Linked DNA regions of Homo sapiens: regions 1, 2 and 3 are each linked to region 4. The links are chromatin contacts, found by Hi-C or POLR2A ChIA-PET in ENCODE. All regions are on one chromosome and are shown on one strand. Each heading gives the region's core, a stretch centred on a gene start or an enhancer-like site at or near the end of the contact. The rest is flanking DNA. Distances are from core to core; before and after follow the strand shown. Region 1 holds the start of SLIRP (SRA stem-loop interacting RNA binding protein). Region 2 holds the start of SNW1 (SNW domain containing 1). Region 3 holds the start of ADCK1 (aarF domain containing kinase 1). Region 4 holds the start of GTF2A1 (general transcription factor IIA subunit 1).

Region 1 (7,598 bases), core at 4,642-7,141, 3.5 Mb after region 4:
GAATGGAACAAAAAAATATTTTTTTTGTCATATTTTATTTTGTTTTACCAACATCAAAGCCGCCTTTTATTTAAATCTAAGATCTATTCTTTGCAGGTCCTATTTTATTTATGGACCAATAAAAATCTATTCATTTTTTTGCAAGGAACTTTTTATTTAAATGCTCTTGAAAAAATTGAAGTTTTCAAACTTACAGAAAATATTTCATGTCCATAATACATGTGCCCAACTTTTCTATTCAACTATATAAAATTCCATTGCATCAGTGACTTAATATCTAATCAATCCCAGTGATGAACATTTAAGTTTCTTCTTCTTACTTGACATTAAATAATGCTGCTTTGGAATATTCTTGACCACACATTTCTGTAGGATAAATTCTTAGAAAAGTAACCGCTAGATCAAAGCAAATATAAATTCTTAACTTTGGTATTTTGCCAACTACACAACAGAACTGAAGGTACCAGTTGAACTTCTCAACAACTTGAGTGCCAGATTCCCTACACCTTCACCGGCACTATATATAACTAATCTGTTAGTCTTTGGGAGTCAAGTAACATTAAACCAAGAATTAAGAATTTAAGTTCCTTTATGTTGTTATTTTACCACAGCCCTTACAGTGCTGCAAGGAAAAAAGGGTTTCAGTGAAGTGTGTGTGAACTCTATGTACTCACATCACACCCTAAAAAAGCCCACAGAAAAATACAGCCCAGGATAAATTTATAGGCTGATTTCTAAACCCTCACAAGAAAGCAAAGGAAATGTAATTAATATAAAAATATTGTTTTATTAGTTATAAATCTAAAAAAGAAAATGGTACTCAATGAAGATAAAACTTAAAATATCCTCTGCCAATTATTAGAAATCTCAAGTCCTTATTAGAATACTGTAGTAGGCAGAATTCTAAGATGGGCCCCATGATCTCCATGCATTCCCCATGTTACACCCTATATAATCTCCTCCCCTCCTTGGGTGGAGGAGAAACCTGACTTGCTTCTAACCAAAAGAATACAGCGAAAGTAATGGGATGTCACTCCTGTGATTATGTTCTGTATAAGATGCCATCTTAAGCAGACTGGAGAAGCCCTTGCTGGCTTTAAAGAAGCAAGCTGCCATATTGTAAGACAGCCTACAGATAAACTAGGTAACAAGGAACTGCAGGGAGTTCCTAGGTGAGAGCAGCTCCCAACTCAGAGCCAAAGGTCAACAAGAAAACAGACCTCAGTCCTACAGTTAAAGATGAATTATGGCCGGGCATGAAGGCTCACACCTGTAATCCCAGCATTTTGGGAAGCCCAGGCGGGCGGGTCACTTGAGGTCAGGAGTTCGAGACCAGCCTGGCCAACATAGCGAAACTCCATCTCTACTAAAAATACAAAAAATTAGCCGGGCGTAGTGGCGGGCGCCTGTAGTCCCAGCTACTCAGGAGGCTGAGGCAGGAGAATGGCGTGAACCCAGGAGGCAGAGCTTGTGGTGAGCCGAGATCGCGCCACTGCACTCCAGCCTAGGCCACAGAGTGAGACTCCGTCTCAAAAAAAAAAAAAAAAAAAAAATTAGCCGGTCGTGGTGGCGCATGCCTGTAGTCCCAGCTACTCAGGAGGCTGAGGCAGGAGAATGGCTTGAACCCAGGAGGCAGAGGTTGCAGTAAGCTGAGACTGCACCACTGCAACTCCAGCTTAGGCAAGGGAGAAAGACTCCATCTCAAAAAAAAAAAAAAAGGAATTTTGCCAACCACATGAGGGAGCTTGCAAGTCAGTCTTTTTCCCCAGTTGACCCTTTGATGAGACACACCACAGCCCCAGCTGACACCTGGAATATATAGCTATGTGAGATCCTAAGGAGAGGACCCAGCTAAACTGTGCTCAGCTGTGAGAGATGTGTTGTTTTTGAGCCATTACGCTTGTGGTATTTTGTTATACAACAATAAAAAAACTAACACAAATACCTATGATAAAGCTTTTTCACTTTTTAATCAAGTATCACTCAAAATGTAATCAATAAAGACTGTAGGCCGGGCACAGTGGCTCACGCCTGTAATCCCAGCACTTTGGGAGGCCAATGCAGGAGGATTGCTTGAAGCCAGGAGTTCAAGATCAGCCTGGGCAACATGGCAAGACCCCCATCTCCACAAAAATAAGCCAGCACAGTGGCTCACACCTGTAATCTCAACATTTTGGGAGGCCGAGGTGTGCGGATAGCTTGAGCCCAGGAGTTCGACGAGACCAGCATAAGCAACATGGCGAAACCCCATCTCTACAAAAAATACAAAAATTACCCAGGTGTGGTGGTGCATGCCTGTAGTCCCAGCTACTCAGGAGGCTGAGGTGGGAGGATCACCTAAGCCTGGGAGGCAGAGGTTGCAGTGAGCCATGACTGCATCACTGCACTCCACCTGGGGTGACAGAACAAGACCCTGTCTCTTAAAGAAAATGAAAATTAAAAAAATTTTCCAGTCTGGACAGTATGGCGAAACCCTGTCTCCACTAAAAAATACCAAAAAAGTTAGCTGGGCATGGTGGCACATGTCTATAGTCCCAGCTACTCAGGAGGCCAAGGCAGGAAGATCACTTAAGCCTGGGAGGCAGAGGCTGCAGTGAGATCAGGCCACTGCACCCCTGCAGGGGGACAGAGCGAGACCCTGTTGCAAGATAAGAATTTTTTAAAACACTTTAAGCTTTTTTTTCAACAATTTTTGTGAGTGTATAGTAGGTGTATATATTTATTTGGGTATATATTTATATATATTTATATATTATTAGGTGTATATATTTATATATTTATATATATAAATATGTATATTTATTATGGAGTACATGAGATGTTTTGATATAGGCATGCAATGTAAATTAAGCACATCATGGAGCATGGGGTATCTATCCCCTCAAGCATTTATCCTTTGACTTATGGGGTATCCATCCCCTCAGGCATTTATCCTTTGAGTTACAAATAATCCAATTACACTCTGAGTTATTTTAAAATGTACAATTATTATTGACCATAGTCACCCTGTTGTACTATCAAATAGGTCTTATTCATTCTATTTTTTTTGTACCCATTAGCCATCCCCACCTCCCACCTACTTTTCCTTAATACTTACAAAAGGTAAAATGCACCTTCTGACATGGCCGAACTGTGCAAAGTGTTCTTTCAGCTGACCTGTGTGGCAGAAGAAAACATTAAAAGTAGTTACTATATTTTGGATTCTCTATCTTAGACTGTAGAAAGACAGGGTCACCAGATTTCTTGTGGACAGGAACTACTTTGCATTTCCTTAAAGGCTTAAGATTTAGGAAGCAGCTATGGTACTGACTATAAAGCCATAATGTACCAGACTTGGTGGTGAGATGGACAGAGAAGTTGTTGAGTTGGCTGCAGTCTCCATCCTCAGCAAATATCGAGTGTTTTCATACCAGTTACTGTGCTATGTGGACTATGATCCCTGTGAGCAGATCACAATGAAGAAAAAGACAAATTACAATCCAGTGTGTTTCCCGGTATACTGAAGATTTCCAAATAAAATCCCAACTTACTGGTCTTTCACAATTTAGTAAAATGTGTTGAGTTGCCCTCACCTACCCTTCCTGCCTTATTTCCCACTGCTAGCCCCTAGTTACTCTCTAGTACAACTAATTGAATTATCTTTATCTGTCCTGCGGGTTACCCTCTTTGCATATGTTGTTCTCTCCCCTCCATATGTTGGTAATCCTATCTCCCCCTGGCTAACTTGTAACACTATAACTATCCTTCAAGACCCAAACCAAGTACATCCACTGAGTATTACTTTATTGGGCTCCTATCACAGTACAAGACAATGTACCAGCCCTGTGAGACTTCAAAGATTTAGAGTATATAATCTTAAAGACTAAAAACTACACGATCTGTTTCTCTTCTGAACTACAGTGCTTGTACTTCACTGATTTACTTTTTATAATATCTATTTAGTTCTCCTAGTTCACCAAAACCTCACTGGTTCAACAATTGCCTATATTTGTTCTAAGTCTCTTCATCCCCACCACTAATTGTAAGCTCCCTCAGCATATAAACCACTATGTTTACAGTGACCAATAAACAGCAGGGCCTCAATATTGGCTAAATGAATAAGTAAAAGTCCACTAATCCTTCCAACAATCCACAGAGACTAAATTTTGAAGGGCTCTAATGGTTAAGTCAAACCAACTGGCAAGATCAAGGTCTCACAGAATATGATACTGGAGAACAAAATAATGTTAAACATATGTTTTATACCAGATAATTAAAGTCCTAGAAGACACTGATTTCAAAACAAACCAGCTCTGGAAGGTAACCCTCTTCCTAAATTGCCTAAAATGGTGAAGGAAAAACAGCTGCAAGCACCAAGAACAATGCCTACCACAGAATAGATACTCAAATAAATATTTGCTGAATCAATGGAACAACAAAGAGAAACTGTTTCGAAGCTGTACATAATGCTGACTCTTTTTAAGGGTTTTAAACTAGCCCTTTATTGTCTGGAAACTTGCATCCGCAAGATGCTAATGAAACTCCTCAGCCTTTCCATAAAGTTTCACAGGGACTACGGGAGACTTTACTGGGCTTGGTCTTCACCAACCACATGTTTAAAACACGGGGCACAAACCAACCTATTTCCCATTCTACTACTCACATCTGAGCCACTAAAAACTTAGAAGAAACTAAATCTTGCTCCATTTTGTTTCCAGGGGTTGACCTGAAACATGAATATCTACAAAAAGAGTGACCACGAATGTTTACATGTTGGTAAGCAAATATAAAAACCTCATCTCAAAACTGCAGCTGACAAAAATTGAAGGTGGTGAAAGATTTCAGAACTAATTATTCCAACCTTTATCTGTAGACTAGGCCTCTCCCGTAAGTTTCAATTTTAGTTACCGTGAAAATAACTATCATTTGCTGAGTACTTACACTGTATCTAACACAAGTCTAAGAAGTTTGCATATAAACTCAATCCTCTCAACAATCCTATGAGTTGGGTATTATTGACTCCATTTTATCGATGAGTAAACTGAGGCCCAGTTGTGAGCCCTTTTCCCATACTAACTTCAGTTATTCAAGTGATAACAACGATTAAATGGCCAAGTTGGAATTCTAACCCCAACGGTCTAGCTTCGGAGTCCACTTCTCAGCCACAATGATATACAACCTTTGTCCAATTGCCTGACGGAAACCTCACAAGTTTCTCAAAGTCAACACATTCAAACTTTACTCATCTTCTCTTGGCCTGCTCCTAACTTCTAAACAAACAATTCACCAATGCTAAAAACCCAGAAATCATTTCTCCCTTTCCTTTATTCCGTACACTTCTCCCACTTAAGCCATCACGAAACGGCATCTAATTTGCTTTTAAAACATTAATGCATCTGACCACCATCCTTCTACCATCGCCCTAATTCAGGTCCTCACGTTTTAAGTAAATTAATGAAATTGCCTTTTAGCTCCTCTGCACGCCTACAATCTTGCCACCTTGAATCCATCCTCCACACTACAGTCAAAATTATCCCTTCTAAATTGTAAATCTTGGTTACCAAGTAATAAATCTTTACACCAAATCACTCCTAAAGGCAAGAGCCGGTGCATTCGTGACCCCAAAAGCTCAAGGGACATCCCTAAACGGTTAACTGCAAACAAAATTTCTTTCTGCTCACTTGCATGCTCAGGAGCAGTCTCCTAATTCAGCCACCACGCTGACTTAAGTACCCTGCAAAAAGCAGAAGCTTTGAGGATCACTTGGACCTAAAAATTCCACTACTCCCACATCTCCATCACTCACTCGACGCCGCAGTCCAAGGAATTCTTCTCACAAAAGCAACCGGCTGATTGATACTTCTACGCAGCGCCGCAGCACCTCTCGCTGCTGAGGCCGCCATCTTCAGACTAAAGCACCTTCTCGAGCCGAGGTCGCGGCCCCGGAAAAAATTTCCGGATCCGGAACACGAGAGAATCTGCTTCCGGATCAGAGGGTATAGGCCGCGAGATGGGGAAGATGGCAGCGGCCGTGGGCTCTGTGGCGACTCTGGCGACTGAGCCCGGGGAGGACGCCTTTCGGAAACTTTTCCGCTTCTACCGTCAGAGCCGGCCCGGGACCGCAGACCTGGAAGGGGTCATCGACTTCTCGGCGGCCCACGCAGCCCGTGGCAAGGGTCCTGGTGCCCAAAAGGTACAGAGAGAGGAGTGGCGCGCGTCTCTCCATCGCTTTGCCCCGCGTCTTGGAGGGACTTACGTGTCTTCTTCGCCTCTTTTCACCTCCAGACCGATTGTTATTGAACGATTCCTGACCTCCTTTGGCTGCAGAGTCGAACTCCCCACTAACCGTCACACTTAGCAATAAAGCGTTGAGATGCCTGTTTCTTTAGGCGGCCATTCCTGGCGGGGGCGCTCAGTCAAAAGAGCCTGGGAATCCGTGTTTATTTCTTACTGTAACTGTCTCCTCACATTTCTGTTTGGGTTTTTGTAAAACCCCATAGAACGTCTTTGTAGACGGTAGGGTAGACTTCTGCAGCTTAAAAAAAACCACTCCCGAGGAATCCCAGAACTGACAGGGATGCGGCGCTGTTTGTTAAGCCACTGTGCGTAAAACTAGTCCCTGTCTTCTCCTCTGGCTCTTTTAGAAGGAGGTCATTGAAGGATTCTGAGAATCCCTCCGTGTTGAAAATAAATGGCAAACAAGTATATATGGAATACAGGCACCGTTCTCTCTCTCAGCTTTTCCCCATGGAGATTAAGAAGGGGAACACAGTCCGGGAGCGGTGGCTCAAGCCTGTAATCCCGCACTTCGGAGGCCGAGGCGGGTGGATCGCTTGAACCCAGGGGTTCGAGACCAGCCTGGGGCATGGCAAGACCCCCGTTTCCGCCAAAAATACAAAAAATTAGCCAGTCTCATAACCTGTTCTCAAGTAAATAGATTTTTTAAAAATTATTTTTTTAAGGGAACATAACAGGCAAGAGGGAAAACGGGGAACCAAAACTGTAGTCCAATTTATATTTTCTTTCTTTACAATCCACTTTAACGTTGAGGATATGCAGTCCCTTAATTTGCTCTTGGTGTTGTCCACAGATGTCTAGATGAGGCATTCTTTCCAAGCTTCCTAACAGCTCTGATAAAATTGGGATGCTACAGTATTAAGTGTTAATGATTGCATACTTGAGCTCAGCTTTTCAGCACCTTCATTTGTTAGGGAAAAAAAGTGGTCTTAGAGTTGTCAAAATACAGAAAGTCCACACCCCAATAATAATATACTTTTTCTCTCCAGAGCGCTTCAGACTCTCATTCAGCTCCTTTTACCTACATTTTACCATAATATGTACATGCTTTTTAGAATGTCAGCCATCAGGGAATGAGCCATTATGTGTCTAGTACAGGACCTAAAACAGTACTAAGTACAGTATGTGTTGAGTACATGAAAGCTTGGGTGTTTAGTTCCTCAGCTCAAAGCAGATTAAAGTAGTAATTAAGAGAAGTTACTATTACAAGCCAGCTGATGAGACTGGTGGGGAAAGTGGTGGTTAACAGTCTGGCAAGGGAGGAAAGAGAAAACCTTTTATAAAAGCTCAGTGGTGTCGTTCAGTTTAGCATATGATAGAAT
Region 2 (7,746 bases), core at 3,678-6,177, 3.5 Mb after region 4:
ACAGTCCACACTCCCCCATCTAAGCTTAAATAATTGTTAACATTTTGCTTTCCCTTTCATGCTCTCTCACACTCTCTCACTATAAACACACACACACACACATTTTTTGTTGTTGAGATAAACTATTTGAAAGTAAATTGAGGCTGGGCATAGTGGCTCAGGCCTATAATCCCAGCACTTTGGGAGGCCAGGTGGATGGAGCACCTGAGGTCAGGAGTTCGAGACCAGCCTGGCCAACATGGTAAAACCTCGTCTGTACTAAAAACGCAAAAATTAGCTGGGCATGGTGGCAGGCGCCCATAATCCCAGCTACTTGGGAGACTGAGGCAGGAGAATCACTTGAACCCGGGAGGCAGAGATTGCAGTAAGCCAAGACTGCGTCACTGTACTCCAGCCTGGGTGACAAGAGCAAAATTGTGTCTCAAAACAAAAAACAAACAAAAAAGAAGAAAGTAAGTTGACACATTTCATCCCCAAATCCTCTGGCATGCATCTCCCAAGAATAAGAACGTTCTTCTACTTAACCACAATGTCATTAATACTCCTAAGAAATTTAGCAAAAATTCTACAATGTTGTCTATTATCACTCCATATGCAACTTTCTCCAAATGTCCCAAGAATATTTTTTATAGTTTTCCCCAACTGAACCAGAATCCCATCAAGGTTTACTAATTTTATGTGTCATGTCTCATCAATCTGTTTTCATCTATTCTATTCACATCCATTCCATGACATTGACATTTTGTAGAGTCTCAGTCAGTTGTCTTGTAGAATGTCTCACATTCTGGATTTTACTGATTGTTTCCTCATGCTTTTAAACTTGTTACTCTATCCCCTGAATTTCTTGTGAACTGGACATTAGGTCTGGTTTGATCAGAAAATTGGTGAACTTCCGGCCAGGTGCAGTGGCTCATACCCGTAATCCCAGCACTTTGGGATGCCAAGGTGGGTGGATCACTTGAGGCCAGGAGTTCAAGACTAGCCTGGCCAACATGGTGAAACCCCATCTCTACTAAAAATGCAAAAATTAGCCAGGCGTGCTTGCTCATGCCTGTAATCCCAGCTACTCGGGAGGCTGAGGCAGGAGAATCGCTTGAACTAGGGAGGCAGAGGTTGCAGTAAGCCGAAATCGCACCACTGCACTCCACCCTGGGCAACGGAGGAAGACTCGGTCTAAAAAAAAAAGAAAGAAAGAAAGAAAGAAAGAAAGAAAGAAAGAAAACTGGGGAACTTCCTATTAAAAGCACCTAGTGTCAGATTGTTCCACTGTTAGTGAAGCAAAAGTGATGACAGCCAAATCTCTCCATCGTAAAGATACGTTATTTCTTTCGCAGTTCCTAAGTAATCATTGGCTCTAGCCTTTTTAACTATGCTTTAATGCAAACCAATATTTTAATTAAAAAAAAATTTTAAACATTGAGAGGGCACGTAAAACACATCCAAAAAGTAAGAACGGTGTGGTGGAGCAGCTCTACTTTTTATCAGAGAATGATTATAATAATATAGCCATAATAACTAAAGCATAATGGCATCAGAGCATAAAATACTGGCATTGAAGTAAATTTAAAAAAACATCCTATAGTAGAAAATGTTAGTGGGAAGGTACCCCAGAAATAAAATTGAGTTCAACTGCCTCACTTTGCAGATGCAAAACCTGAACCTTAATAAATTAAGGCCAATTCATTAAAGCCAGAAAGCATAATTAATTTTTGAGCGCTTACTCTATGCTGGGCATTTTTCTAAGCACTTCACATGATTAACTCATTTAATCCTCCCAATAGCTTTATTGAGGATAAGTTATACTGATTCCACGCCCCTCACCCTTTTTATTGGCCAGTGAGAAAACTGAGACAGAGAGAAGTGACTTATCCAGAATCTACAGCTCATAAATTAGGGAGCTGGGATCAGAAGGCAGGAAAGCTGACTCCAGAATATGTGCTTAACTTGTCCTCCCTACCACCTCACAAGCTATATTACTTGTGGCTACATAGCCACACCTACTTAGGAATCAAATTAGGCCCTAGGTTCTCTGAGAACAATTCTACTCTCTATCCAGAATTCTAAGACTGGAGTGAATTGATTGCTTCTTGCAACCTGGCGCATTACTGATTCCAGCATGCACTGGGCTCTCTACATGAGCAGGCAGCTGCTAATTACCTATGATAATGAGGGATGGATAGGCACTGAAGATTCAGCATAGCTTAACACCAAACCCCCTCCCCAACAAAACCAAAGAAAGCACTAGGCCTTTGGGTATAATATTGTATCACGTTTGCAGTAGATTTGCTTTCTTAATTGTTTTGATAGGATTGCTATTAAAGTCAGTTTCTATTCTTTACACACCCCCAAAACAGCGAGGGACTATGACTGGTGGAAATGCCTTGCATGATGTGCCTCTGTGGAAAATGAGAGTGGATTGCAAAAGCTCTTCTCCACCCTGTTCTTTCAATCCTGCATCCCAGGTCTTGGTCTATGTCTTACTGATTTCCCATGTTAATTATTTTAACCTTGTCCTCAGTAGCCTCCTTTGTCTCTCATTGCCATAGAAACCCATTCTGCCTTAAGAATTGTCTTTCTTGCCTGTTCCTTTGACCCAGGCCCTCTACTTAAGTCCTCCTTCAGCTGCAAATCACCTGCTGAACTAAATCTAAGCTCCTTGATCTTGGCTTCCAGGACGTTCTATAATTTGCTTCTCTGTTTTTCTCCTTTTAGAAATAATACATTCCTGGAGCAGAGGTTGAAGTAGATCACTGTCAACCAAAATATTAACTGTAATAACTAACATATTTACATAGTACTTAAGAGTTAAGTAAAAACATATCCACCTACATTACCTCATTTAAGGCTCATACTCTGCTGTATTGTATATAATTATTTTACATTTATATAAATATAGGTAAAGCAGATAACATGATCAGCATTTTAAGTTCAATAAAACTGGGGCCCAAATAAATTAAATGACTTGCCCTATAAGAATTTATTGGTGCTGAAGCTACATCTTTTTTTTTTTTTTTTTTTTTTCTGAGACAGTTTCACTCTTGTTGCTCAGGCTAGAGTGCAACGACGCACGATCTCGGCTCACCACAACTTCCGCCTCCCGAGTTCAAGCGATTCTCCTGCCTCGGCCTCCCGAGTAGCTGGGATTACAGGCAAGCACCACCACGCCCGGCTAATTTTGTATTTTCAGTAGAGACGCAGTTTCTCCATGTTGGTCAGGCTGGTCTCAAACTCCCGACCTCAGGTGATCTGCCCGCCTCAGCCTCCCAAAGTGCTGGGATTAAAGGCACAAGCCACCACACCCAGCCAAAGCTACATCTTAAACTCTAATCTTCGGGCTCCCAGGCCATGCAGGTTATATTACACAATGTGATTAACAATCCTGTATTTACCAAAAGATTTTTTCTTTTTGTTTTTTTGGTTTACATGCTGTGGCAGGCAGAATTCTAGGATATCCCCCAAGATCTCCTCCTCACCCAACCCCCACAGTACCTGACCTACATAACCCCTGGGGCCATGACTATGAAGATTCTGATTCTGTTATGCGGTGTGGCAGAGTTGATTTTTTTTTTTTTTTTGAGACAGAATTTTACTTTGTCACCCACGCTGGAGTGCAATGGTGCAATCTCGGCTCACTGCAACCTCCACCTCCTGGGTTCAAGCGATTCTTGTACCTCAGCCTCCCAAGTAGCTGAGAAAACAAGAGCACATCACCACACCCAGCTATTCTTTTATATTATTTATTTATTTATTTATTTATTTATTTTTATTTTTTGAGACGCAGTCTCACTCTGTCGCCAGGCTGGAGTGCAGTGGCGTGATCTTGGCTCACTGCAACCTCCGTCTCCTGATTCACACGATTCTCCTGCCTCAGCCTCCCCAGTAGCTAGGACTACAGGAGCGCGCCACAACGCCCAGCTAATTTTTGTATTTTTAGTAGAGACAGGGTTTCACCATGTTGCCCAGGCTTTGTCGAACTCCTGAGCTCAGGCAATCCGCCCGCCCCGACCTCCCAAAGTGCTAGGATTACAAGTGTGAGCTACTGCGCCCGGCCAAGAGTTGATCTTAAAATAGGGAGATTATCCAGGTGCTCCTGATCTAATCACATGAGCCCTTTAAAAGCAGGGCATTTTTCTCCAACAGTGGCAGAAGAGGAGTCAGAAAGATGTGCCTCAGAAAGCAAATATCCATGTTGTGAACTACCAATAAATAGGGCTCATGTGGGAAGGACTCGAGAGTGACCCCTAGGAGCTGAGGGTGGCCACCACTAACAGCACAAAACAAAACAGGGAACTCGATCCCACAACCGCCAGGAACTGATTTTTGCCAACAAGAATGAGTTAGGAGATGGATTTTTCTCCAGAGCCTCCTATGAGATTTCAGCCTTGTCATACCCTGGGCAGAGAACCCAGACACTCGGTAAATTACCAAGGATTACGAAATATCTCCCCAAGAGAGTGTTTTGGCGGGTGAGAGGATATGGTTTAAAGAAAAGTTTTGAGTGTGAATGTTTTCAGAGAGTCCAAGGACTCTCCATTAGCTAGTCTCATTATTACCTGTCGTTTTAAACGCCCTATCACTCTTACTTAAAGTAGCTGTCCCCGGGAAGCTTTTGTATTTTGTACCCCTTCTCGGGGAACGGGACTGAGTAAGGAACGTAATAAAGCGGCCTAAAAGGCATCTCCCTGTATCTTTGATATTTTGCCTAGGGAACGCCCTATCATGTCGCATATAAGCGATCGAGTTATGCATTTGTTGCTAGCTGAAGAGATTATTCCTTGATAACCGCTTGGTCTGGTCAGAATACAAACGGTACTCCTGTTCAAAGAACTACAAATCCCAGAAGGCCTTTTCGGCCAGAGCGCCTGCGCATCGCGCACTCCTTCCTTTCCGCTCCTCATCATCTGGAAAGACCCGCCCAGCGGTGCTGTCGCTCGCGCTGGAAGAAGCGGAAGAAGATGGCGCTCACCAGGTGGGTTGTTGATTGGGGTCCTCGATACGGAAGGGTCTGGGAGTACCAGTCTTCTTCATTTCTCTTCCCATACCCTCCGGGCGGTGACCTGACCCGGGGCACAGAATGACGTGGGCCAAGACTACGGCTACGCCCTCCCGCTGGCCGCCGCTACGACTAGGCCTAGTCGAAGCTGGGGTCTTTCAGCGGTTTCCCGGGTTTAGTTCACCCGCTCACCGAGGCCGAAAGCTGCGGAGTGGTCTCAGACACTGAAGAGTGGGTTTTTCGCGTGAGCATCTTGCGGGGAGCGGACAGCGCTCCCTCAGGTCCGCGGCTCGGGCGAACGAGATGGGGTTGGTGACGGTAGTGGCTTATTTGGGCGGAGTGAAGCGCGCGGGCTGCGACTGCGCGGCTTTCCGGCCGTTTGCCTGTGGTGGTCTCTCTCCTTTCGCTGTCCACTGGGTGTCCCGAAACAAGGATTCCTGAAAAAAGAGGCCCGGAGCTGAACACAGATTTAAATGAGCCACAGTAGTGACCGCCGTCTGCTGATATGCGCCACTGCTCCGCATTTTAACTTTGGAGCTTAGAATTTCTTCCGTAGATAGAACCACCTCAGTTTTGCTGTTTCCGGTTACCTTAGTAACCGTCTGTAAAGTGCTCTCCGCCTTTAAGAAAAAGATGCTTTTCAGTGGGAGAGTCCGAGAAGTTACGCTACTCCTACTAGTTCCCAGCCTTGCTGCCCCATTTTAAGTGGAAAAACTTTCCATGCGAACTCAACAGGAAAAGGCTAGTGTTCAGGAAGGTTATAGATAAAGTAATCCTTTCAGGACATCAGCTTGAGCTCTTTTAACACCCTTCATTCTCCTCACGCATGTTTTTTTTTCTGGCTGATGACAGTATGACTCCAAAAGTTTTAATCAAAAAATTATTTTGGGAATTACTGTTGGTGCCTTGCTCTGTCCTGGGGGTTGTGTACACAGAAGAAAATCTGTCTTTGGCAACAGGGAAGATAGGGGTGCAAGGTATACAGACATAAAACAATTACAGAACACAAAATGTGCATTTGTGTAATACTAACCTTAGTGCAAAAAGAATTGAATGGAATAAGTTATGTGGGCTGGAGAGTTTTCTCCCCACCCTCGTTTCTAAAATTTTTTTGCTTTTTTTTTTAACTTTATTTTTTGAGATGCGGTCTCGCTGTGTTGGCCAGGTTGGTCTTGAATTCTTGGCCTCAAGCAGTCCTCCTGTCTCGGCCTCCGAAAGTGCTAGGATTACAGGCATGAGCCACCATGCCCGGCATCTGAAATTTTTTTAAAAAAAAACTAGAAATAGGGTGTTACTGCGTTGGCCAGAGTGGTCTCCAACTCTTGGCCTCCATCAATCTTCTCACCTAGGCCTCCCAAAGTGCTGGGATTGCAGGCATGAGCTACCATGCCCAGCCAAGAGTTTGTTTAGTAAATGTTACAGGCAGCAAACATTTGAGTGCTCCCCAGGTGTGAGACACTGTGTCATAGACTAGTAAAGTTATGAGGGGAGACTTTGTGGAAAAGGTGGAATTTGAAATGGACACACAGGAAAAATTTCTAGAGATGTCATGGGTATTTTTTATTTATTTTATTTTTTGATATAGGGTCTCACTCTTGCCCAGGCTGGAGTGCAGTGGCCCAATCACAGCCCACTGCAGCCTCAACCTCCCAAGGCTCAGGTGATCCTCCTGCCTCAGCGCCCTAGAGTAGCTGGGACTCTAGACGCTTGCCATGATGCCCAGTTAATTTTTGTTTTTTTTAGTAGAGATGGGGTTTTGCCATGTTGCCCAGCCTGGTCTTGAACTGGGCTTAACTGATCTGATCTACCCATCTCAGCCTCCCACAGTGCTGGCATTACTGGCGTGAGCCACCACATCATCTGGCCTGTCATGGGTATTGCGTGCTTAAAATTGCAGTGGCAGAATGCGATCTTTAAATGGCCAGTCTTGAGGACTCCAGAGCTTTCCATACCTACCATCTGGTGTTCCTCAGTATTCTTTGTAATATCCTTTAAATCAGTAAACACATTTCCCTGAGTTCTGTGAGCTGCCCTAGCAAATTAGTTGAACCTGAAGATGAGGTCATGGGAACCCTGGTTTGTAGTTAGTTGGCCAGTGGCCTTGGACCTACTGTTGGCATCTGAAGTAAGGGCAGTCTTGTGGGACTGAGCCTTCAACCTGTAACATCTGACAGTATCTCCAGGTAGATAACATCAAAATTGAATTGAATTAGAGGACACTTGACTGGTGTCCAGTAGACACAGTTGATAGCTTGCTTGATATGTGGGGAAAAACCATCACACATCTGGTATCAGAAGTGTTGTGTGTTGTTGATTGTTGAGTGAAATAATAGGAGAAACTGAGTTTGTTTTAATTTTATACTCTATCCACATGGAGCTTACACTCTAATGGGACAGAATTGGAATTCTAGTGGGACAGAATTCTAATTAGCTTACATTCTAATGGGACAGAGTGAGTAAAATCATAATGCAATTTCACGTAATACATGCTAGGAATAAAATAAAGACCGGGTTAGAGAGTGACTCAGAGTTTGGGGTGAAGTGGCTATTTTGGGTAAGGTGGTCAGAAAACAGCTCTAGAGAGAGGTAACTGAGCAGAGACAAGAGTGCTGAGATGCAAGCTGTTGAAAGATCTGGGGCTACTCTAGGCATACTGCCTGTGGGATAGCCCTGCCCAGCAAGGAGCAATCAAAAAAGAAAAGATCTGGAGATCTGGAGAAGAATTTTCTATAAAAGCATACGAAAATTTGTTC
Region 3 (7,025 bases), core at 148-2,647, 3.4 Mb after region 4:
ATATGATGTAACCAGGAAAAATGACAAGTATAGACTACATTAAAATCTGTATATAAATTAATATGGAGGGAGTTAACAGTGTACAAAGTAATATGCACATATTTACAATCACCAAAAAAGTAAAACTGGCAAATAAAGACAGAAAGACCCGTAACCAGGTGTGAAGAGATAGTGCTTTAAGTTCACAGGATTTTTTTTCCTATAAAGCAGTGGTACTCAACGTATGGTCCCCAGACCAACAGCAACTGCATCACTTGGGTGCATGTTAGAAACGCCAATTCTTGGTCCTCATACCAGACTTACAGAATCAGAAACTTTGGGGATGGGGTCCAGTACTGTGTGTTGTTACTAGCTCTCCAGGTGACTCTGGTGCATGCTAAAGTTTGAGAACCACTGTAGTAAGAAAATTATTTTATTTATTTTCCTTTTTTTCTTTTAATACAGACGGGAGTCTCACTATGTTGCCCAGCCTGGTGTTGAACTCCTGCCCTCAAGCAATCCTCCCATCTTGGCCTCCCAAAGTGCTGGGATTACAGGCATCAGCCACCACATCCAGCCCCAAGAAAATTATTAAATAAAACATATGAAGCCACAGATAAAGTCTAATTCACTTCAACTCTGCAAATATTTCTTGAGCACCTACTAAGTGCCAAGTATCATGGAGGTAAACAATAAATACTTGTTGAATGACTTTCTTGTTAGTAGAAAGTAAATGCCACTTAACCCTGGGAGAGGGCTGTTCTAGGTGTCTTATCTAAAGGTTGCTCTCCACACACACTGGCTGCTGTTAGCACATATCTACTGTGTGATCTGGAAGCCCAGGGCCCTGCAAGATGCTGGAGATAAGCAGCGGTCTGGGGCACGTTCGCAAGACCGGGTGGAGGGCCAGGATATGGGCATCGCCCCCTGCTCTTGCCCAGACCACGCTCCAGCTCCAGCTGCTTCTGCCTCGGAACTCACAGGGCCACCAGGGGGTGAAGGCGTCTGGGTGAGCCACCTCCGGCCCTCCTCCAGCTCTGCCCACTCGGGTGCCTGCAAGACTGTGCCACTGAAGTGGACAGGTCACATGAAAGCCCACTGGTGTGCCAAACTGGAGAAGTCACTGCAGGGGGGCGGGGCAATGCGAGTCACCCGAGCCACGTGGCCGCGCGCCGGGCCCAGGTGACAAGGTCATGGGGCTGTCCCTCCCGGCGCCCAGGGCGGCTGCACAACCGGAGCAGAGGCCGACTCCCGGCGTGTCCATGCCGGTTCCCTCGCGCTCCAGGCGCGGTGCGGCCCTGCCAGGCTGGTCGGCCCGAGCTCTGCGCCGGCCTCCGGCGAGCTGCCCCTACTCACCCCGAGGGAAGCAGAGCCGCGGCGCCCGGCTTCCGGCCGCAACCCGGTAGCGGGGAATTAGCTGGGAACCGTGCGGGGACAGCCACCTGACTGCGCTTAGTGAAGCCGAGGCGCGCGCGGCCTGCCGGGACTTGTAGTTCCTGGTTCCCCACGCCGCGATCCCGCGGGCAGTACTGTGGAGGCACAGGGGTCTCGGGCTTACTCCGTCAGGTGGCCTTGTTGCTTTGCCAGGGCGACGGACTTGGAATATTACTGAAATATTTTCTTCAAGACATTCTAACTACGTCCCAGGTTCGTGTTTAATGAAAGATGAAGTGGATTTGTAGATTTTTTTTTTTTGAGACTGAGTCTCGCTCTGTCGCCCAAGCAGTACAGCTAATTTTTGTATTTTTTTTAGAGATGGGGTTTCACCATGTTGGCCAAGCCGGTCTCAAACTCCTGACCTCAAATGATCCGCCCGCCCAAAGTGCTGGGATTACAAGAGTGAGCCACTGCGCCCGACCTCGTAGATTTTATTCATTCATTCATTCATTCATTCATTCATTTTGAGACAGAGTCTCACTCTGTCGCCCAAGCTGGAGTGCAGTGGCCCATCTCGCCTCACTGCAACCTCCGCCTCCCGGGTTCAAGTGATTCTCCTGCCTCAGCCTCCTGAGTAGCTGGGATTACAGGAGTGTGCTACCACGCCCTGCTAATTTTTTGTATTTTTAGGAGTGACGGGGTTTCGCCATTTTGCCCAGGCTGGTCTTGAACTCCTGAACTCAGGCAATCCACCCGCCTTGACTTCCCAAAGTGCTGGGATTACAAGCCTGAGCCACCTCACCGGGCCATAGATTTTAAATAAGATATTGGAACTAGTAGGCGAAGAAGAAATTTACTGACAATTGATGTATGCTGGCGGGGCGGTGGCTCACGCCTGTAATCCCAGCAGGCCAAGGCTAGCAGATCACCTGAGGTCGGGAGTTTGAGACCAACCTGACCAACATGGAGAAACCCCGTCCCTACTAATAATAGCAAAAATTAGCCAGGCCTAGTGGTGCATGCCTGTAATCCCAGCTACTCAGGAGGCTGAGGCACTAGAAACCCGGGAGGCAGAAGTTGCGGTGAGCCGAGGTCACGCCATTGCACTCCAGCCTAGGCAACAACAGCGAAACTCCGTCTCAAAAATAATAATAATAATGCTGGCTGGGCAGGACGCAGTAGCTCACACCTGTAATCCCAGCACTTTGGGAGGCTGAGGCGGGCAGATCACCTGAGGCTAGGGGTTGGAGACCAGCCAGGCCGACATAGTGAAACCCCATTTCTACTAAAAATAGAAAAATTAAGCCGGGTGCGGTGGCTCATTCCTGTAATCCCAGCACCTTGGGAGGCCAAGGTGGGCGGACCACTTGAGGCCGGGAATTTGAGACCAGCCTGGCCAACATAGTGAAATCTGTCTCTGCTAAAAATACAAAAATTAGCCTGGTGTGGTGGTGCACGTCTGGAATTTCAGCTACTCAGGAAGCTGAGGCAGGAGAATCGCTTGAACCCGGGAGGCGGAGGTTGCAGTGAGCTGAGATCACGCCACTGCACTCCAGCCTAGGCAACAGAGTGAGACTCTGTCTCCAAAAAGAAAAAAAAGAAAAAGAAAAATTAGCCCAGCATAGTGGCGGGCACCTGTTATCCCAACTACTCGGGAGGCTGAGGTGGGAGAATTGCTTGAACCCAGGAGGTGGAGGTTGCAGTGAGCTGAGATTGGGCCACTGCACTCCAGCCTGGGCAACAGAGCAAGACTCGTCTCAAAATAAATAAATAAATAAATATAATATGCTAGCTAATCTTAGTTATCTTTGGCCCTTATTCATTCATTCACTGATCTCCATTATCAAATGTTGACTTATAAGATGCACTTTGAAGACATGTATCAAAAACATTTCTCTTTTTTTTTTTGAGACAGGGTCTGGCTGTGTTGCCCAAGCTGGAGTGTAGAGGCTCCATCACTGTAGCCTCAACTTCCTGTCCTCAAGGTACCCTCCTGCCTCAGTCTGTGGAGTAGCTGGGACTACAAGCACATACTGCCACGCCTGGCTAAATTTTTTAAATTTTTTCTCAAGAAAAGCTGGGGGGTGTGGTCTCACTATATTGCCCAGGCTGGTCTCGAATTTCTGTGCTAAGCCATCCTCTGGCCTTGGCCTCCCAAAGTGCTGGGATTACAGGTGTGAGCCACCACGCCAGGCCTCAGACGTTTGTTTATTCTATAAACATCTCTTGAGCTATTTTTTTCATGGGGGAATTAATCTATCAGTCCAATGCAGTTCCAATCAAATTTCCAACATAATTTTTTCTGGACCTTCACAAACTAATCAAAAGTGTGTATGAAAAAACAAAGGGCAGCGCAGTGGCTCGTGCCTGTAATCCCAGCACGTTGGGAGGCTAAGGCAGGTGGATCAGTTGAGGTCAGGAGTTCATCACCAGCCTGGCCAACATGGTAAAACCCCATCTCTACTAAAATACAAAAATTAGCCAGGCATGGTGGTGCACACCTGTAATCCCAGCTACTCAGAAGGCTGTGGCAAGAGAATCCTTGAACCCGGGAGACAAATGTTGCAGTGAGCCAAGATCATACCACTGAATTCCAGCCTGGGTGACAGAGCGAGACTTTGTCTCAAAAAAAAAAAAAAATACAAAAAACAAAAAAAAACCACCACTTTAAGGCAAAGCATAGCCAAAACATTCTTGAAGAAGAAAAATGTGTTTCAAGGACGCACCCTTCCATGTCAACATGTATTATAAAGCTATACAAATTAAGACCATGTGATATTGGAATAGGGAAAGGCAGAGGGGGAAATGGAACCACCTACAGAGCCCAAACATGCAGGCATCTATGAAATGAGGTATGGCTGGAATTATAGTTCAGTGAGGGAAGATAGAGTATTCAGTACATGGGCTGGAACAACCAGTTACCTGTTGGATCCCCTATGCAAAAACTAATTCAAGGTAGGTTAAAGACTTACAGGGGAAATTAAAGCATTTTAAAATTACAACTTTTTTTTTCTTCTTACTATCGTTCCCCAAAATTATAACTTTTACAAGAAAAGAAAACATCCTTATGATCTCAGGGTAGGGTTTATTAAGTGCCATAATCACAAACTGTAAATAAAACTTTGATAAATTTAAACTACATTAAATTTAAGCACTTGTCTTTATTGAAAGACAGCATAGACTGAGCACAGTGGCTTATCCCTGTAACCACGACAGTTTGGGAGGCCAAGGCAGGAGAATCGCTTGAAGCTGGGAGTTAGAGACCAGCCTGAGCAACATAGCCAGACCCTATGAGATTACAGAAAAATTAAAAATTAGCTGGGCATGGTGGCGCATGCCTGTAGTCCCAGCTACTCTGGAGGCCAGGGAGGGAGGATCTTGAGCCCAGGAGTTCAAGGCTGCAGTGAGCTTTGATGAGTCTTGCCACTGCACTCCAGCTGGGCAACAGAGAGAGAGCTAAACCCGGTCACTAAAAAAGAAAAAAAAAGATAATTGCAGCACAGAGGTAGCAGTAGTATAGAGTTAAATAACACAGCCCCCACCATCTAAAGTTTGCAATGTATAGGCATTAAGATAAGAAGATTGATAACTTCCAAATAATGTGAGAAGTGTTAAGATTGAGGTATGAACAAAGTGGCTTAGGAACAGAAAAAAGGGAGCATTAGGCCAGGTGCAGTGGCTCACACCTGTAATCCCAGCACTTAGGGAGGCCAAGGCAGGCAGATCACTTGAGGTCAGGAATTCCAGCCCAGCCTGGCCAACATGGTGAAACCCCGTCTCTACTAAAAATACAAAACTTAGCTGGGCGTGGTGTCACACGCCTGTAGTCCCAGCTGCTCTAGAGGCTAAGGCAGGATACTCGCTTGAACCTAGGAGGCAGAGGTTGCAGTGAGCCGAGATCATGTCACTGCACTCCAGCCTGGGTGACAGAGCAAGACTCCATCTCAAAAAATAATAATAAATTAAAAATAAAATAATAATAAGGGCCAGGCACAGTGGCTCATGCCTAAAATCCCAACTACTCAGGAGGCTCACGTGGGAAGATAACTTGAGCCCAGAAGGTCAAGGGTACAGTGAGGCATGATTGCACCACCACCGCATTCCAGCCTGGGTGACAGAGAAAAACCCAGTCTAAAAAAAAAAATCACCTGGAGAGCTTTAAAAGTCTTCCTGGGCCATAGCTGGCACTAGCACCCCTTCAACTACTGGGAATGGGACTGAGTCATAGGTATTTTGTAGAGCTCCCTGTAGGATTTCAATGCACAGCTGAGGTTAAAAACCCCGATTTAGAGTCAAAGAATCTTATTTGAACTGGGTGACTCACAGCAGGTTTTCTAATTTTGGCAGAGCTTTAGTTTCTGTCTTGATAAAATGGAGTTAATACTATTGTCAGTCCTATCTACCTCAAAGGGCTTGTGAGGATCAAGTGCAATGGTGCAAGTGCTTTGGAAGCTGAATGTTGCTGTTCAGAGGAGTGTCATGACACTGAGAAGAAAATCCAAACTCTTTGCCTGATGTGGGGAAAAGCAAGAGAGATCAGATTGTTACTGTGTCTGTGTAGAAAGAAATAGACATGGGAGACTCCATTTTGTTATGTACTAAGAAAAATTCTTCTGCCTTGAGATTCTGTGACCTTACCCCTAACCCCGTGCTCTCTGAAACATGTGCTGTGTCAAACTCAGGGTTAAATGGATTAAGGGCGGTGCAAGATGTGCTTTGTTAAACAGATGCTTGAAGGCAGCATGCTCCTTAAGAGTCATCACCACTCCCTAATCTCAAGTACCCAGGGACACAAAAACTGCGGAAGGCCGCAGGGACCTCTGCCTAGGAAAGCCAGGTATTGTCCAAGTTTTCTCCCCATGTGATAGTCTGAAATATGGCCTCGTGGGAAGGGAAAGACCTGACCGTCCCCCAGCCCAACTCCTGTAAAGGGTCTGTGCTGAGGAGGATTAGTATAAGAGGAAGGCATGCCTCTTGCAGTTGAGACAAGAGGAAGGCATCTGTCTCCTGCCCGTCCCTGGGCAATGGAATGTCTCGGTATAAAACCCGATTGTACGTTCCATCTACTGAGATAGGGGAAAAGCGCCTTAGGGCTGGAGGTGGGACATGCGGGCAGCAATACTGCTTTGTAAAGCATTGAGATGTTTATGTGTATGCATATCTAAAAGCACAGCACTTAATCCTTTACCTTGTCTATGATGCAAAGACCTTTGTTCACGTGTTTGTCTGCTGACCCTCTCCCCACTATTGTCTTGTGACCCTGACACATCCCCCTCTCGGAGAAACACCCACGAATGATCAATAAATACTAAGAAAACTCAGAGGCTGGCGGGATCCTCCATATGCTGAACGCTGGTCCCCAGGGTCCCCTTATTTCTTTCTCTATACTTTGTCTCTGTGTCTTTTTCTTTTCCAAGTCTCTCGTTCCACCTTACGAGAAACACCCACAGGTGTGGAGGGGCAACCCACCCCTTCAGCCTGACCCTCCTGGCTCCCCAGAGGCTGGCTCCACTCCCTCTCTCCAGCCTCATTTCCCACCCTTCTCTTCCCTGGCTCACTCCACTCCAACCGCATCAGCTTCCTTTCTGTTCTCAATCTGCCAAGCTGGCTGCTATCTGGGCAGCCGTTACACTTGCTATTCCCCCATATCTTCAATGGTCTGCTCCATC
Region 4 (6,966 bases), core at 1,633-4,132:
CAATACATACTGAGCATACATACATACATACATACAAAGTGCCCAATACACACTGAGCATACATACATACAAAGTGCCCAATACATACTGAGCATACATACATACATACATACAAAGTGCCCAATACATACTGAGCACTAGGGCCTAAATATGCCTCAAAACTAGTTTTGTTTTTTTTCTTTCTTCACTATTTAAGAAAATGGAGTTTGCTGGGAAGTCACAAGATTTTAGTTTAAGCCAATTTCCACAATCTTTTTAGACTCTTCTCTTTCTTGGCATTGTTGCTAAAATAGTCATTTGGACAGTAAAATATTTAAATGTTTGGACACAGAAGGTTTGCTGTCATTTTGTTGATGGTGTAGCAAAATTTATACATCGATTTTTTTTCCCTTTTCTTCTCTTGTTTTACAGTTATCTAGTGTTTAGGCTGCATATTAAAAGAAAGACGCAACATTTTAACTCCCAGTATAAATCATTTTGAAGTTAAAAAAAACACATAAACATTCATCACAAGGAGAGTACTATTATGTATCTATCTAAGTACATAGCTGCTACAAAGTGTAAGATCACAAACAGCAAATCCTGTATAAATGTTTTATATAGTAGAAAGAGCTGTTAAAGTTAGAAACGTCATTCAAGCTGTAGGAGACCAAGAATAAAAAGTTCAGATAGAAACAATTTAAATATGATGCTAAATGTAATCTTACTTGGGAGAAGTTTTCTCTCACAAATTTTGTTTTGTGAATTAAAGGGCTGCAGCTTCCAAGTATTCAGTCCTACAATTTTGGTATAACAGAAAATATTTCTTTCCGAAACTAAACTGGATGGCACACATATGTTGCAATGAAGGCATATAACAGCTATTGAGGGACTGGAAAACCAATATATTGGAATGGAATCCATGATGGCTAGATGCCAGACACACAAGCAATCTAAGTTCCTGGGTAAATATTAACCAAGTGCTTAGGTCTTGTTGCAATCTAGGTGTAAAGAGAGAAGCCAACTCAGAGCCTCCAGGGAGTCTGATGGTCTTAAGGAGGCCAAGACTAGGTTTTCTGCCATTTTAATCCAGTAACTACAATCCATTATTTCACAGATTAATTCTGTGAAGAGCAAACCTCGTAGCTTTTCTTCCCTGTCCTGTCTGCAGTGGTTTTAACTTTAATTGATGGCGAAACTACTCAACCTTTTAGTCAAGAATATCAATAGTAGGGGGGAAAACTAGGTGGAAGGTGAGGGATTCCATGTGCAAAGCGTTTGGGAGTATGTAATAGGGAGGTAACAAGAAGTCCTCTCAATATGTAGTAAAACTTAACAGGAATGGTATTGTTTAGTGTAAATTTTCGGGCTGTCACCTGAATATTAAATGAATTACAAATGTTGATAGAATCATAACTTTATATAATATACCAAGAACACTGATTTCCTGTGATTTTTTTCTTTAAGTGTCCCAGACCATGCAGCTGTGCAGGAAACTGGGAAGCAACTGTTAACAGGGGAATGGACTTGGCGTGAAAAGAAATGTCAAGGTTCATAGATATCCTCTACACCCATTCACAATCTCCCATTTTCTGAGTATTCAAGGCCTCTGGTTTCTCTAATCCCTTTCTTCAAGTCTTGGCAAGATGCATTTTTTTTCCTCTTTGGTAAGACGCCTTTGATATTCTTCAAATCTGGTTTCACCAGCACAGAACTTTGACGTTTCGTTTTGCTTTGTCTCTGGAAGACAAACTCCCTCACTCATCCACGCGACATTTCAAGTCCCTCAAAATTCCCAGGGACAAGAAAACTAGGTACTATGAATTCTGCCTTCCAAACAGCATTCTCTGTTCTGCTTGCAAGGTCGATATAAAGGCAGGATTTGCTTGGGCAGAACAAGTCAAAAGCTTATTGAATTGCACTTATTGAATTGAACATGGAACACAGCCGGCTTGCTCTCTTATAGCGAGAGGCCATGCGAGTTGGTGGGTCAAGGGCATGCATTTCAAAGTGATCAGTCACTATACGTTGGCCACATGGAGTCGCAGTATTTTGGCAATATTTTTAAAAACCAGGGAAAGTTACTGTGCTGTTACAATCCAAAGGCTGGTGGGGTTTTCTTCCACCCCGCATTTCCACTAGCGTGATAAATTATTTAAAGTACGTGGCCTAGTAGAGGACTAACCTCTGGGTAACATAAGCCTAGTCTTCGCAGCGTACCCACTGTGGAAACAAACGAATCAGACGTTACTAATTGTGGAATGTTAAAAGTAGGCCCCGATCGGCTTTTACTCCCTTTGGAAAATCCTACACAATTCTGCGCGCGAAAGACCCACCCTCGGTGAGGCGGTGAGGCGCGAACGCCGCGAAGCTCACAGTCAAAGCCTCGCTGACAAATCAAGAGATGACTCCGCATTTAAAACCTTCCCGAATAGGAACGCGCCAGAGGCCGGAAGCCACGCCACGTGACCAGTCCTCCTCCGCGGCCATTCCTAGCGAGGCAGTAGGCACCGCCTCTGTCACATTTCCTAGCTCCTAAAGCGCGGGACCAGGCGGAAACGTGCGACAGGAGGCGGTCCCACCTAGCTTTGGACTGGAGTGTCAGTAGAACTCCCGTCTTTTCCAGCAACGCTTTGCAAGTTCTTCACCGCAAAGAACTGCCGCAGACTTCCGCCTGGGTGCCAACCACGTGATCACGCGAGCGTTGGAGAGGCGTAGGTCCGATTTCACTACTTCACTCCCCGGGCTCCGCCAGTCCAGTACCCGCCACGGCGCGTGACAACGCGGCTCGCCGGCGGCCTCCGCCCCGGCGCGCCTGCGCACGCGGCTCTCGCGGTGTCTCGCGCTCAGCCCCGCCCACCTCTGCCCCCGCCCTTTCCGCCCCTCCCTCCCCCTTCACCCTGTCTCTCGGCGGCGGCGGCGGCGGCGGTGGTGGCTCGCGCAGCTTGTTGGCTCGCTATATAAAGGAGAGAAGCGGGCGGACCGGACGGCTGGAGCTGCAGCCGGTGGCGGCAGCGGCGGCGCAGGGAGCGGTGACCGGTGGTGGTTTCCCTCCTTGGCGCGGGGTGGGGAGCGGGCAACGCCCCCCGGACCCCTGAAGGGTCGTGGCTTTTTTTTTTTTTTTAAGGCGATTCTCGAGGTTTTCAGCTGCGGGAGGAGTGCCCCCCTCCTCCTCCTCTCTCCGCTCTCCCCTACTCCTTCAGGATTGATTTTGTTTAAAATTTTTTCCCCAATCTTGCGGTGATTTGGGTCACCCTCCGGGTGTTATAGTTTTTTTTTTTTTGGTTTTGTTTTTATCTTGTTTTCTTGGGGTTGCCCCCTCTTGTTTGTGTTGTGTGTGGAAATGGCGAACTCGGCAAATACAAACACCGTGGTAAGGACGTGGTTCGGTGGCCGGCGGGGGCTTCGTTCAGGCTGCAGCAACGGCCGGACCGGGCGGGGGCGGGGACGGCGGCGACTCCCGGCCTCGACTCTTCAGCCGCCCGCGCGGCCGCCGCCGCCGCCGCTTCCCGCCTCGGGCGGATCGGGCCGGAGCGCCGGGCGGCGGGCGCGGGGGGGCGCCGAGGGCTCGCGGCGCGGGGAGGGCGGGGGCGCCGGTGGGGCCTGGGGCCGCCGCGGGCCGGGCCGGGCCGCGGAGGCGGTTGGGCCCGGTCGGGCGCGCAGCCCCGGCCCCAGAACCCGGCCGCCGGGAGGGAGGGCGGGAGGGGAGCCGCCGCTTCCCCCCGAGGGGCCCGTCCGCGCTGGCTTGACGAGGGCTCCCCGAGTGGCTACAGAACAAAAACTGTGTGTGGGGAATCGGGCGAACCCCCGAGACCCATCGTGATCCACTTTAATGCAGTGGAAGATTAATGGTTACTTTGGGGGTTTCTTAGGTTGTTTTTGGCGGCTGTGCTTTGGGAACCTTCTCTGAGGCCATTTTATGTTTAAAAAAAGGACGAAGGTTGGTTGAAAAGCACTTATCTCAGTTCCTTCCGAATGGGTAAAATGGCGAAGGGGAAGACCCCCATCGTATCTTCGCCTAGCAGAAGCACCAAAACAAACAAAAAAAGCCTGCAGTGGTCCAAGTGTCCCCGCTTTCGCCTTGAAATTTACCTACTTCTTCCCGTTGGTCCCTTTTTGTTACTTGCGATCACGTAGGTTTGCAAAAAGCAGTCACATAAATAACCTTTTCAGTCACCAACGCAGTGTGATCACTAGTCCACCCAACTCTTATTTTTATGATGACAATAAAACACGTTTTTTGCCCGGTCCCAAATGCCGCAGACCAGCCCGCGGCCGCCCGACACCGTACCGTTGGCGACTCGGGTCTAACCATCATGGCTGCGGCCGCTTACCCTGCTTTTCAGTCCCTGAGCCTTGTGGTCCTCCTCCCTTTGGCTGCCCTGTTTATATAGAGCCATTGCCGCTCTCTAATATAGACTCTGCCAGGATGGGAAGGTGCTTTTCAGGCCTACGTCACCGCCTCTCCATTTAAACACCAGATCCGGCTTTAAATAGTGAGAGCTGCTGAGAGCGGGGCTGGGAGGTGCGTGCTCCCGAGGCAAGAGCCAGGCGTGTGCAGAGCTCAGTTTATTTCTAGGTCCTTTTTTCACCCTGTGATTTCGCACCCGTCGCGGGCTGCTTTCAGAGCCCCAAGTTTTGGTTTTGTTCCCAGCAGCAGCTAGGATTTGCCTTCTTTGTTTGCTAGGGGGAATATATCCGAATCGCTGTCCCTTTTTGTTTACAATTTTCAAAATTAATTATTTAAAACAAAGAGTTTTAGATCAGATGGTCTAGCCATTTTTCTTATGTGCATTATTTTCGGGAATTTAAAAAACTGCTTTCTACATGGAAAATGTTAGCTGCAGAGGACTTGGTTTTGGTAGTGTTTTGTTCAAGTATTCAGGAAATAATGTTAGAAATATAGCTCCTAATATTTCATTATGTTTTCCTATAGTAAATATAAAAGACACGAGGCTTTTCAGAGAAATAGATAAGTACCTAAAGCTTCAGTATAGGACCATTTATGTGTAGGAGAATCGTGAGTAGAGGGAAGAGACAGACTGCAAACTAGATTAAAAAAAAATCTAAGTAGAACTTTATTGCCTTGGATATTAACATGGGTATCCGGTATAAAAATTATTCCAATTTATTTTCCAGCATTGCATCAGGGAATTAACATTTTTGAAGGAAACCTAACAAATGACTTAATAATGCCACTAGTGGCCCTCTGATTTACCAGTTCTTAAGTTTGAAATAACCTGTTTTTTAAAAATTAGGACAAACTTAAATTGTATTTCGTGAAAGAAACTTTGCCTCAAGTATTAGTGTAGAATTTTAAGCAATAATTTAGAAATTGCTTATTTCAAATACTCCTATGTGCCCACATACTTTTCAAAAATTAGTATCTTGAAGGCTTTTCAAATTGTGAACAATTCTGCTAAATTACTCGTTAGGCATATATTTTGTGAAGAATACACATTTCCCTTCCTTCACCTATAGGGCTTATGAAGCTGTTAAGTGGTCAAGTTGTGAGTTCATTAAGGCACAAAAATAAAATCTTAATGATTTATTAAGTTGAGAGTACTAGAAGAAAGCAGATTTATACCTACACATGTCTGGATCTCCAAGCAAAAGGTTTTTAGAGGTAACTGACTTCAGAAACGCCAAAACACCATCTAGTTTACTGAAAAGCATACATATTGTCAATTTGAGATTTATACTCCCAATTTAAAATACATTGCCCTCCTAACGCCTCGAGGAGTAATTATTGGTTAAAAAAAAAAAAGCACTTTATAGAGATACTTTTGTAATTCAGTTAAGTCACTTTAGGCAAGATGATGTCCATAGTCAGATATACTTTCCTTATATATAGAATTAGAATGTTAAAGTAGGGACTATAGAAATGTGCATTTTACAGATGAATAAACTTCAAGAGGCGGATTTGGCAAAATAAAGCAGGTTAGTGAGTGAACAGTAAAGCAAGAACCCAGATATTTGAATTGGTTTTCTTGTAATGAGAAGGATTAAATAGTATTTAATGGTTGAGGTAAATTGTATTGACAAACTCATTTGTATTTGTTTGTTTTCTGAGACAGGGTCTGGGCCTGTCACCCAGGCTGGAGGGCAGTGGTGCAATCTTGGCTCACTGCACCCTCTCCCTCCTGGGCTCAAGCCATCCTCCCACCTCAGCCTCCCAAGCAGCTGGGACTACAGGCACGTGCCACCACTCCTGGCTAATTTTTTGTGGAGATTGGGTTTCACTATGTTACCCAGGCTGGTCTTGAACTCTTGAGCTCAAGCGATCCTCCCAAAATTGGTTTTATTTGATAGCGATTAACCTTAAGCAAGGTATGAAACAGAAGTAATGAGAAAACATCTAAAAAGCTTGTTAACCATAACCCTCTGATAATGGGGAGGATTTATAACCAGGCAACTCTAGTTTTGTCAAGGCAGCTCTAGTTTTGTCATCTGACATGACTTCCTTTTGTCTAACAGGTTAAAAATAGGATGTGGGGGAAAAAATAGGATGTGGATTGGGCTAATTGTTCTATCTCCCACTTTGTAGTTTTTAAAAAATATTTTATACTTTTTGAAAGTTCTTTCACATCTATTCTCATTTTACTCATTTTACCATTCAACCTTCTAGAAGCCAGCTTCTTTACTTCCCGCTCCTCCAAGTAGTATCAACGGTGCTAATTGTAATAATAATAGTAAACATTTAGAGGGTTCATGTTCATTATAATGTTTCATAGCATTACCTGGGCAGTAGTAGAGGAGAAATCCTGGGAAGGAAATCAGTATACCTTGTTCCTTGGGACCTTAAGACCTGCCATTGTGAGTGTATGAGTAGTTTAATGGTACAGCTTGAAAGTACAGACTGGGTCACACAACAGAAGTTAGGTGATTTTTAAACCTGAATGTTCATTAGGTTGCAGATTATTACCAGGCAGATGACTCCCGGACATAAGATTCTCCAAAGTCTAAGATACAGTGGTGAGGTAGTAA

What was found. A loop is a pair of places that touch in the nucleus more often than their neighbours do. ChIA-PET counts read pairs that join two places held with the same protein, here RNA polymerase II (POLR2A). Pooled maps may share reads with other maps.
Region 1: a pooled map shows a loop between it and region 4 (12-fold over the local background). The contact joins the promoter of SLIRP here to the promoter of GTF2A1 in region 4. A Hi-C loop is called at or near these places in 6 of 50 pooled maps.
Region 2: a loop to region 4 is called in a pooled map, with 15 times the contacts of the local background. The contact joins the promoter of SNW1 here to the promoter of GTF2A1 in region 4. A Hi-C loop is called at or near these places in 8 of 50 pooled maps.
Region 3: a pooled map shows a loop between it and region 4 (15-fold over the local background). The contact joins the promoter of ADCK1 here to the promoter of GTF2A1 in region 4. A Hi-C loop is called at or near these places in 5 of 50 pooled maps. POLR2A ChIA-PET finds 5 or more read pairs at or near these places in 4 of 52 experiments (B cell, activated B cell, endothelial cell of umbilical vein and 1 more).

What each region holds. Positions count from the first base shown.
Region 1 is chr14:77,706,396-77,713,993 of GRCh38, reverse strand. It overlaps SLIRP (SRA stem-loop interacting RNA binding protein), which reads right to left and starts at 5,891. Exons shown (of 4, transcript NM_031210.6): 1 at 5,786-5,891; 2 at 3,098-3,156. The coding sequence starts at 5,882. ALKBH1 (alkB homolog 1, histone H2A dioxygenase) reads left to right here and starts at 5,971. Exons shown (of 6, transcript NM_006020.3): 1 at 5,971-6,172. The coding sequence starts at 5,990. RefSeq lists an enhancer at 6,008-6,337.
Region 2 is chr14:77,758,337-77,766,082 of GRCh38, reverse strand. It overlaps SNW1 (SNW domain containing 1), which reads left to right and starts at 4,927. Exons shown (of 14, transcript NM_012245.3): 1 at 4,927-4,969. The coding sequence starts at 4,956. It overlaps SLIRP-OT1 (SLIRP overlapping transcript 1), which reads right to left and starts at 5,315. Exons shown (of 2, transcript NR_161324.1): 1 at 4,967-5,315. RefSeq lists enhancers at 3,414-4,188, 4,736-5,055, 4,963-5,737.
Region 3 is chr14:77,794,481-77,801,505 of GRCh38, reverse strand. ADCK1 (aarF domain containing kinase 1) reads right to left here and starts at 1,397. Exons shown (of 11, transcript NM_020421.4): 1 at 1,336-1,397. RefSeq lists enhancers at 782-861, 872-921, 995-1,533, 1,534-2,072 and silencers at 1,112-1,471, 5,177-5,226, 5,237-5,286.
Region 4 is chr14:81,216,875-81,223,840 of GRCh38, reverse strand. It overlaps GTF2A1 (general transcription factor IIA subunit 1), which reads left to right and starts at 2,882. Exons shown (of 9, transcript NM_015859.4): 1 at 2,882-3,352. The coding sequence starts at 3,323. It overlaps GTF2A1-AS1 (GTF2A1 antisense RNA 1), which reads right to left and starts at 2,623. Exons shown (of 2, transcript NR_135252.1): 1 at 2,316-2,623; 2 at 461-2,202. RefSeq lists silencers at 2,718-3,017, 3,048-3,097, 3,628-3,747 and enhancers at 4,088-4,177, 4,218-4,287, 4,160-4,668.